Regions from separate parts of the Homo sapiens genome. Here region 1 is linked to region 2. Evidence: read pairs that join two places in POLR2A ChIA-PET (ENCODE). Cell type or tissue: B cell. All regions are shown on one strand. Links, peaks and the distances in the headings refer to the core of each region. The heading gives the core; the rest is flanking DNA.

Region 1 (5,387 bases), core at 200-5,199, 58 kb before region 2:
CCCTAAAATTATTTTCAAGGCCAAGAAAAAGCTGATTATGGCTATTAATATTATGGAATCTCTACAAAAGGACAATCAAATTATGCCATGTAAAATGTATTTAGATAGGTGTATGCCTATAATTCCTCTAATTCTGAAAAGTAACATCCTTCCTTGGAAAATTATCTGCATTCTTATTTCCTATTTGAATAAAGAACAGCTAAATATAATACAGAAAACACAACAGTCTCCTAGACAAGTGAATAGCCCTTCTCATGATATCTAAACTGAAAAGTAGAATTCCTAATCCAAATATATTTTAACATACAATTTATAAACAAAAGATTCACACACTTAAACACTTTGCTTATGTAATAACTACAAATTAGCTCGTAACTGTCTAGCAATAGGGTGAAGAGTTAAATCCATGGTTAAATGTAGAAGAGATGAAGGGGAAAGGCCTAGGAAAAAGAGTAACTATTTAACCTGAGTAAGGTATGATTTCCAGCCAAGCTAATCTACTGCTGCAAAGCAAATGATAAATAGAAATCTGTACTGAAATATGTCTGGATACCACTGATTTGCTCAATGCAAAATAATGTAGTAAATTAAATATAGCTCACAAGCTGTATTCTCCCCACCCCCACAATGTGTCCCCAAATCCAGCAATGGTGAATATGTTGTTTACTAGGAAACACAACTAGCTACACTTTTCTAGAGTAAACCCAGAATAAACAGACTCAACAGAATGAAGGCTTCAGAAATACGGAAACACAGACGTTAATTCTAGCATTTACTTTCATATATATTGACACCAAAGAATCAAATATGTAGCTGTAAAGCAGTAGCTTATCCAAAATTGAGTGCTTCATAAAGTCGGAAAGGCCAAAAGCAGCAGAAAATATCCTGAAGGAAAATGTCTTACAGAAATCACACTTTTGTAGAGGCCACGAGTAAAACACAACACAGTAAAACACCAGTCTATGTCTGCATACACAGAACACCTTTCACCTCAACAATTCTACAAATATTGTGCATAAAAGATTGCCAGGAAGTTTTGCCAAGGATTGAGAGCAACTGAAGAAATAAAACAACCAGCAGCATAAACAAGTGTAGGGCAAAGTGTCATAACATATTGGAGGATAGCATTATGCTTTATTTTCTAAAATAGCCACAAAACTGGGCATTATTATCTTTGTCAAAAAGAGTCAATTGATATTACCGATTGAACTGTGCTTCAGTCAAAATGGCACTGTCCAGGCGATACAGACTACAGTCACAAAGTTTTAGTGTTTACTGTATTTAATTTTTTTCTCCTCAACAAACAAAGAGCACTGTTCACCCTAAGTGCCCAAGAAATGAGTGAATTAATCTCAGATGATAGTTTTAGATACAGCCTGAATCATTAACAATACCTAGAATAGCTGGGGCATTTGGAATACAAAACTGAATAATACCTCCAGATGTACTGGACTCATCTCAAAGTAGGAGGAAAACAAAACCACACCAAGCCAGATAGCTCCAGTGGATTTTTTCTCTCCTTTCTCTCTCCCTTCACTTCTGATTACATTTTTAAAATCCTTTCTATGTGTTTAGTATTAACAGGTGACAAGAACTGAACTACGCATGTTCGGAGCATTATAAGTAATGTAGCTCACTTATTTCTCATGGAGATCACACACTTGTATCTGTCTCTCTTTTCACCTATATCTCAGCTATTTTACTTTCACTTTAGAATGAGACAGGAGAGGAAAAAAACTAACAATCAAAATATGTTTACCTTGCACTTAAATGATTAATGCAAGACTTATCTACCAGGAGGTATGTTCCTAAAAGGCAAGAATGTTGTCATATTTTCATTTATCTGACACCTAGTATATCTACTTACAAAACAGTTGTTAAACTTGTGGCTATCACAAGTGGTCTCCTTAGCCTTTACTATGAAATAAATATTCAAAAATTTAAAATCGCCTGGCATGTATTCTAGACCTCTTTACCAAAGCAGACTTTTGGGAAGAGCCTCAAGTAGAATAGCTCCATATTTCTCGTTAATATTCTTTATGTGAGGCTCATCTAAAATCACTGTGAATAAAGTACAAGACAGTGAAAAAAACAACTTGAATTCAGGTCCAATTGTCATTCTATTTTCCTCATTTATATAAAAGACCATGATTTCTATGCTCTGACATTTTACAAACACAAAAATAGAACAGGTTGATGGAGTGTCTCTTGCATTGACAGATGCACTGCCAACACAAATTAACCATACTTGCCAATGTGACAGATTAGATAAGGAAAGAGAGGAACTCCCAAGGTTAATTTTCAAGGTGGCTCCAATAGCATCAGCTAGTGGACTACCTTCTTCAAACTCTAAAGTACAGTAAGGGTGGTAATGCTAGCCGCTACAATTTAAAATTATAGCTTTATTTTTATAAAAAATTAGTGCCTTATCACAATAAAAGCCCAATATGTATTTTCTGACTGACAGATTGCTTTTTACTTGATCATTTAGGGATTCAGACTTCATTCATCTCATGGCTCTACCATTCCATTAGGACCTTGGTCAGAGTCCTTTACTAGATTCTCTGCATCCAGTTGGCAGATGAGGGAAAAGAAAGAATGAGGAGGACCACATAAGAATTTTTAAGTTGAACAAGGATGAAAGTGTTCTTTATCATTTAGCCTTATCTAACTGCAGCAGAGGTCAGCAAAGAAAAAAATACAGAACTGCAAAGGGGGCCAGAAATTACAGCCTAGAAGTAGGCACAAGAGGGAGAGAAAAGAGGATTAGGTGAACATATAGGAGTCTACTATAGAAGACTTTTTGTATTATTAATAACTCTATTTGTCTAAATTACTCTTGGAGACAGTCTGTCCAAATTTTAAAGTGACTCTCATTGCATAAGCATCATCATCTGTCACCATAAATAAGATAATCTAACTTAATCACCTACCTTACTCTCCACATTAGGTTCTTAATGACATTTGGTTATTTTCAAAAGTCGTATCTACCCCTAAAAGACAGATTCACTCCAAGAGTATTCTAAATGAAATTCTCCGAAGACATTAAAAAAAAGTACTTCAAAAAGACTAGAAAACATATATAATTCCTCAATGTGACCTCTTTGAATAGGCTTTTAGAGGAGTGCACTGTTTTCCTTAAAGGATGGTCAGGACTCCCATAACTTATTCGAAAGTTCTTAAGATTTGTCAAAGCAAGGTGGTATGTAATTTCACACTGATGATACTAAGTATCTACTAATAACAATACACCTGATAGTAAAAAACAAAACAAAACAAAACAAAACAAAAAACTCTGCTCATCAGCATTAAAACACGTAACACTAGTTGAACTTTCTGGATCCTTTTAACATAGACTTAACCACAAAAACCTTATTGTAAACTGTAAACTCTTATCAACAGAGACTCCAGTGCTGCCTTAGTTCTAGGTTTTGGGATTTGGGGCCATATGGAGATGAAAGACTATATTCTCATATTCCAAACATCATCTTACTGAAAGACTACTACTTACTCTCCCCAAAAAGCATTATGTCCGTCACTCCCATCTCATCTCCAAGAAGACTCCCATTATCTTGGTACTGTTGTTCTCAATTTAATATCATGAGGAAAATAATCTAATTGAACTAATTCATACAAAGATAGTGAGTTTCAAGGATATCTTTTCAGAGATACGCATTTTAAAAAATAAAATGGTGGCTCACTCCTGCAACCCCAGCTCTTTTAAAGGCCAAAGCGGAAGGATAACTTGAGGCCAGAACAGCCTGAACAACACAGTGGAACCCCATTTCTAAAAAAAATAAAAAATAAAAAATAAATTAGCCAGACATGGCGGCATGCACCTGTAGTCCTAGCTACTCGGGAGGCTCAAGTGGAAGGATCGCTTGAGCCCAGGAGTCTGGGGTTACAGTGAACTATGATTATGCCATTACACTCCAGTCTGGGCAACAGAGCGAGACTCTGTCAATCATCAATCAATAAATGACTGTCAACTCAAAAGGATCTCTAAGTAGTAAAATGTCAGGCAATTTGTTAGAGTGAAATAGAAACATTCAAGTAGAGAAATACATTTGGTGGGCAATGAGATCCTGAACAGTCCAGAATTCCTGCCCTCAAGAAACTGACATTTCAGATGAGATGACAAGTGTCTTAAATAGTGACAGTACGATGTAAAGGTGTAAATACAGTGCTTTGAATATTCAAAGAAAGCCACACTTCTCTTTACCTGGAAACGTCAGGAATATTTTGCAGAGAAGCATGATATTGGAAAGCTGTTTGCAAAGAACGGCTAGGGTTTTCAGGCAAAAATCATGTATATTAGAGGCACAAGTATTCCTGACAGGAAAAATATACCCAAAGAAAGTGAGTTCAGTTTGGCAGGAACACAAGGTACACAGTGGAGGATAGTGAGATGAGTCTTTTACCCCTAATTCACCAAGGAACCAACAGAAATCTTTCATTAAAATCAGTTTTTGTGGGGTTTTTTTGTTTTGTTTTTAAAGAAAGACTGTACTTATAGCAGTATAATGATTACATTAAAGATGCAAGACAACTGGCATGGGAAAAGACTTAAGAGGTGACAATTCCAAAAGTCCAAGCAAGAAGTAATAATTAGGACATGGAAAGAATGCAAAAAAACCCCACCATGTTCAGTAGATAATTCTGAGAAGGTAAGACAAGATATAGTGACCAGAAGGATGGGAGAAATGAGTGAGGAGAAAAAGTCAAAGATTATGCTAGTAGGAAGTAAGAACTCAATCCAATGACACTCTAGGTCTGAATATCTCTTAACCATAAAGGCTGGAACCATCATGCCAATAAGTGAAGAAACCAACTCCATTTCTGTACCAAGTCTCTGAGTGTAAATTTAAATCATTCAATACTCTTACCTTCATAACTATGCTTCTAATCATATATTACATATGAATCTTTAAAACACATGACTCAAACTTGCAATTATATAGAGTAAAATTTGTTGAATTTTATTAGTTTTATTCTCAGTAACACAGAAAAATACACTAGGTCACTTTTTCTTTTTTTTCTTTTTTGAGTCAGAGTCTCGCTCTGTCGCCCAGGCTGGAGTGCAGTGGTGTGATCTCGGCTCACTGCAAGCGCCGCCTAGCAGGTTCATGCCATTCTCCTGCCTCAGCCTCCTGAGTAGCTGGGACTACAGGTGCCTGCCACCCCCCCCTCCCCCTGCTCCCGGCTAATTTTTTGTATTTTTAGTAGAGACAGGGTTTCACCGTGTTAGCCAGGATAGTCTTCATCTCCTGACCTCATGATCCGCCTGCCTCAGCCTCCCAGAGTGCTGGGATTACAGGCAGGAGCCACTGTGCCTGGCCACACTAGGTCACTTTTTCAAAGCATGTAAATTGAATACGAATTCCTGT
Region 2 (5,387 bases), core at 123-5,122:
TGGACTTTGCCTGCCTGGGTCATCTTGGCAACCTTAGTGCCTGGACACTGCCTGGCATATGATAGGGGCTAGTTGCACAGTGTTGCTCCAATCACTCATTCCTTCTGTACATCAATTTCCTCCTCAGAGGAAAATGAGAATGAACATAATAGTGTCTACCTATAGGTTGTTGTGTGGAGTAACTGAATTTATACGTGTAAAGCTCCAAGTGTCCAACACATGAAGTGTCAGCCATTGCTGCTGCTGGTGTTGTCATTTATTCATTCCTCACTGGTTTACATGCCACTTAAATCTAACTTGTGTCACATCCCATGACTTTTGTAGTGTCCTCATTCTTATTTTCTATATATTCTGTAACTGCAATCATATTTCCCTCTTTATGCCCAAGAGATATGGAGAAGTATATTTTTTTATTTTCAAGTGGGTGGGAAATTTTTGTTGAAATGTTTTGTTCTGATTTGTACTTTTATTTGTAGTTTTATTATTCTGTGGTCAGAGAATATGTCTGTGCACTTCATATTTTAAGAGATTTATTGATGTTTTCTTTATAGTCTAGTATATAAGCTATTTAAAAAAATAATTTCTTCAATTAAAATAATTTCTCCCTTTTTCCTCATTGTGAAGGCTTTTATGCTAGGGATATATCTTATAAACATACTTTCCAACACACCAAACTAGACAGTTAAATGAAATAAAAGCTTCAATCATGTTGAGTTAAAATGCTTTATTCCTATTCAATTTGCAGTAAGCACAGATTGCGAAGTTCCCCAGAGGGAGAGAAATGGGAGTAGGTACACTCAGCCTGCAGGTATGATTTGTTATTGTTCTTCTGCCTCTTTTCTCCCTCTAGTTTTCTTCTTGCAAAGAATTCTTTTAATTCCTAATTGTAGCAAATTGTAATTTCCAAAAGTAGTCACAGCAATATTTCTGGTCTCACATGCTCTTCGAGGATCTTGCTACTTCCCATCAAGAAGTGGCGTCTATCCCCTTGTACTAGGGTGGACCTTTATGATTGCCTCAACAAAAAAGGAATAGAGTGGAAGTCATGCTGTGTGACTTCCAAGATGGGTCAACTAGCAGACATGTGAATGAGCCTTCAAATAATCCCAGCCCTCAGCCTTGGAGCGAAGACCAGGGCCAAGCCAGCGCTACAGTGCCCTGTGCGAAATCTGTAATGCACAGACTCAGTGAGCATACTAAATGGTTGTGTTACATCATTGAGTTATGGGGTAATTTATGACTCAGCTACAGTAGCCAGGTCACTAAGGACACCAACTTATCAGAAGATTTCATGTAGAAGGAGGGTGTTATAATGAGAAAACATTAGACTAGGACCTGAGAGACTTGGGTTGTAACTGGATTAGCTCATAACTGGCTATGGGTCCTTGACTAAATCATGTAACCTTTCTGGGTCTTGATATCCACATCTGTCAAAGAAGGTATCTGAACTTTTTAGTCTTCTTCAACTTCTACCATTAAATATCTCAATATAGAATATTTAATATTGTAAATGTTCTTAAATTGGAAATATTCTGTTTCTTAAGATGCTGAATACCTATTTTTCATCAATGCTAGTCTTGATTTTACAGGGCAATCTTATTTCTGTCGTTTCCACATTATTGGAAATAATTTTCCAAAATATTGGTAGTAGAGAATAGAATCATTTTTATCAGCCCAAATTTAGCTCAAAATAAGTTAGAAAGCTGGGTAGGCATTTGATGGAGAACAGAGGGTTCCCCAGTCTCAGTTCATGGTAATACATTAACCACTACTCTGATTTTTACATTGTTCAGTGATTTCTGCCCACTATTTTGGGTGTTCTTTGTTAGTTACCATGTAACAAGCTGCCAGAATAAGTTTACTGAGATTTTACCGTCTCTGTCTAGATCTAGCAGTTGGAGAATTTTAAGTATACTTTCCAAAGCTAAATCTGCTACAGGATAAGCAAGGCTGGTTTCTCATCAGTTGCAATTCTCTGAAAGTTGCATTGTTAGGAGGATTCAGCTATTATTCCACATACTGTATTCCAGAAGCAGCTACAGCAAGTGCTTAATACATGCTTTCCAACACACAATACTCCAAGGTCCCTAGAGTGGGATGACTTGGTACAGCTGCCCCAGGTCAATATTCAGGGGACCTAGCTGTTCTGGCAGCTTGTCAGTGACTCAAGGAGCACCAGCTGTTGCCTGTAACGTGCTTGTACCACCCTTGCCGACAACAGTCTTAACCTGCTTTCCCTTCCTGGACTCACCAGAATCAGTGAGTCTCTATTCCCTTTGTATCATAATGCTCCCCAACACAGAACAAAATTAGCAGGCTACTCTCTGATAGGAATTATGTGCTCCCTGAGAAGCAGTTCTTATTTCCTAAATCTGTTTATGATAGTTGTATTTTATTATAATAATGATGTGATTTCATTAAATATTATATAAATCAATAAAATGTGAAGGCAAAAGAGCTGTTTCTATGAAAACAAGTTGAAAGCATCACAAAGTGTGAGTAATACAGCTGCAAAAAGATTGTGGAAAAAAATCTAGAAGGATGCTGTGCTCAGATTTCTTCCCATTTCTCTATAAGCTCTCACTCTCCTTTAAAGAAATCCATACTTTAAATCTTAGTTAATATGTAGGAGTTGTGCTTTATTCAAGAGTGATGTTCTGTGATGTCCTGTGCTCAAAGAAAAGGCCTTGCTGGCCAGGTCTGGTTACTCAGGCCTGTAATTCCAGCACTTTGGGAGGCTGAAGCAAGAGAATCACTTAATCCCAGGAGTTTGAGGCCAGTCTGGGCAATATAATGAGCCTCATCTCTACAAAAAATTTTAAAAATTAGTCAGATGTGGTGGCATGTGCCTGTAGTCCCAGCTACTTGGGGGGCTAAGTGGGAGGGTCGCTTGAGCCCTGGAGGTCGAGGCTGCAGAGAACTATGATCACACCACTGCACTCCAGCCTGGGTGACAGAGCGAGACCCTGTCCCTGTCTCAATTAAAAAAAAAAAAAAAGAAAGAAAGAAAAGAAAAGGCCTTGCCCCTATGTCAAAGGATTGGAAAACTGATGACATATACATTTTTTTTTTTTCAGTTAAAATGTTTGTGGAAAATCGCATTTTTTGACTTGTTGCTTTAACCTACTTTTTAACAGACCAACTCCTGGTCCCACTCCTGAGGGATAAGTTGGCTTGGACTATACATAAATTTGGCTCATCTCTATTTGCTGTTTCACCGCAACAAATAAAGAGCTGCAGGGATGGCCCTTTCTTGCAGCCAAGCTACACACTGCCTCTTTGTGACTTTGTTTCCATATTGAGCTTACTCTTGACATGAGCTTTGACTTCATCTCCCCAACCCATTCCCCCATTCACCTCTCAAATTAATTCTAAAGGAATGTGATTTATTCCAGGTTCCACAAACCTCACTGGGATAGCTCCATATAAGCTCATTTACCTTGGGAATTCTCCGCTATCTACCCAAATCTAGGAAAGATCCTCTGCTTCTTGCTCCAAGCAATCATGTAGTACAGCACCTGGTACCTTTCCTTCCTTGATTCAAACAATATGTATTGGACACCTACCATGTGTCAGGCTCAGCACCAGGTACTGGGTATGTAGTGGTGACTACAATAGGCTAATTTCTATTGTCAACAACAGCTATAAGTGTATTATCGACAGAAGAGCAAAGTCTTTTTCTCTTTTTTGTTGATAAATTGGTAAACTGACTAGAGAGAATTTCCATCGCACTTTTGCCTTGGGAAACAAATTCTTTATTTGGTTTATGTGCTTATGCATGCATTTATATACATATGTACTTATTTGGGTTTCCTGGGGGAAATTAAATGGGCAAGGGCACGTAATATTTTAGCTTAATCCAGAGATTGGCGATCTTTTTTTTATAAAGAGCCAGAGAGTAAACATTTTTGTTTTGTGGGCCATAGGTCTCTATCACAACTATTAAACTATGCCCTTGTAGCACAAAAGCAGTCATAAACAATACATAATTGAATGAGGGTGGCTGTCTTCTAATTTTCCTTACAAAAATAGACAGGAGCTCTAGTTTGTACACCCCTAGAATCTATCGAAATACCTCAATGGCTCCCCCACTTGCAATTAAACTTGCTCAAGTCCCTCCCCTAAATAAAAATCAAAGAAGCCCACATCACCGCAAAAAGTTGTTTTGTACTCACCAGCTCTCTTTCTCCACTGCTCATTTACCTTCAACTCTAGATAGTCCGACCTCTGCGCTCACCACCTACTAAAATTGTCCTTATCAAGGTCACCGACGATCTCCATGTTGCTAAATCCCTCAGAGACTCCAGTCTTCTCTTTCTTACTCAATCTCTACACAGCTTTCAACACAGCCAGCCACTCACTCCTCCTTCTGGAAATACTCTCCACTCATCTTCTGAAACCTTTCAAGACTGATTTCCTTCCTTCAGCAGGAATACTTGTCAATCATCAAAGGCTCCTTCTCCTCTTCACAAACTACATGATGGAGTTGCTCAGGACTCTGTCCTGGGTTCTATTGCTTCTCTCCCTAGGGGACTTCATCTACTCTATAGCTTTAAATGATATCTTTATGCTGGAAACTCACAAATTTACTTTTTCAGCCCAGATCATTCCCCCATTTCCTTACTCATATATCCAATTGCCCACTTGATATTGCAAGTCTCTCAGATAGATGTCTTAAATGTAAAGTGCTGAGCAAATATGATTGAATAAATACATACATGAGTTTACCTGGTTTCCCAAGCAGAAACCAGAGCCTAATCATTAACTCCTCCCTTTGGCATTCTTTCGCATTACCAAAACGTAAGCCTTCTGTTTCCTAATCATCTCCTGGATATTTCCCTGGCTCTCTATACCTAATTCTTAGGCTGGTATAGCAGCATCTGTTGCTAAAATACTGAAATATGTCCATATTTGTTTTAAAGAACTGCTGGCCTAAGCTCCTGTTGTGCTGGCTCCACCTCTGGGGTCCACGTGCCCCATCCAGCCTGGTCTAGCAGACACCTGAAGACTCTGCTCTAGTGCTAAGGCTTGCATCCATTCTGATGGATCAATGTTTATGCCAAAATAGCTAAGTATTTTAATATTATCCCTGCCTAATACCACAGTGACTAAAATATTCTAGCACTAGGAAATTATCTTTCACCCAGATTCCTGGAAAAGCTATCTGATATAGTTTGGATGTTTGTCCCCCCCAAATCTCATGCTGAAATGTGATCTCCAATGTTGAAGGTGGGTGTAGTGAAAGGTGTTTGGGTCATGGGAGTAGATCCCTTATGAATGGCTTTATGCTGTCCTCACCATAACAGGTGAGTTCTCACTCTATGAGTTCACACGGGATTTGGCTGTTTAAAAGAGCCTAGCACCTCCTCCTTCTCTCTCTTGCTCCG

The links. ChIA-PET counts read pairs that join two places held together with the same protein. Peaks named below come from ENCODE experiments on the same cell type or tissue, not always from the same donor. Only the 100,000 strongest peaks of a DNase experiment are listed, where the experiment ranks them.
Region 1: POLR2A ChIA-PET joins it to region 2 with 6 read pairs; 8 of 35 experiments call an interaction of 5 or more read pairs at or near these places.

Annotation. Positions count from the first base shown.
Region 1 is chr7:7,986,183-7,991,569 of GRCh38, reverse strand. The region is part of intron 1 of GLCCI1 (glucocorticoid induced 1); the gene reads right to left. Among named protein-coding and RNA genes, the nearest start is that of GLCCI1, 20 kb to the right of the region's middle. In B cell, for the core only: no CTCF peak of the experiment used is centred there; no DNase peak of the experiment used is centred there; H3K27ac peaks cover 897 bases.
Region 2 is chr7:7,928,590-7,933,976 of GRCh38, reverse strand. No RefSeq gene overlaps it. Among named protein-coding and RNA genes, the nearest start is that of GLCCI1-DT, 37 kb to the left of the region's middle. In B cell, for the core only: no CTCF peak of the experiment used is centred there; no DNase peak of the experiment used is centred there.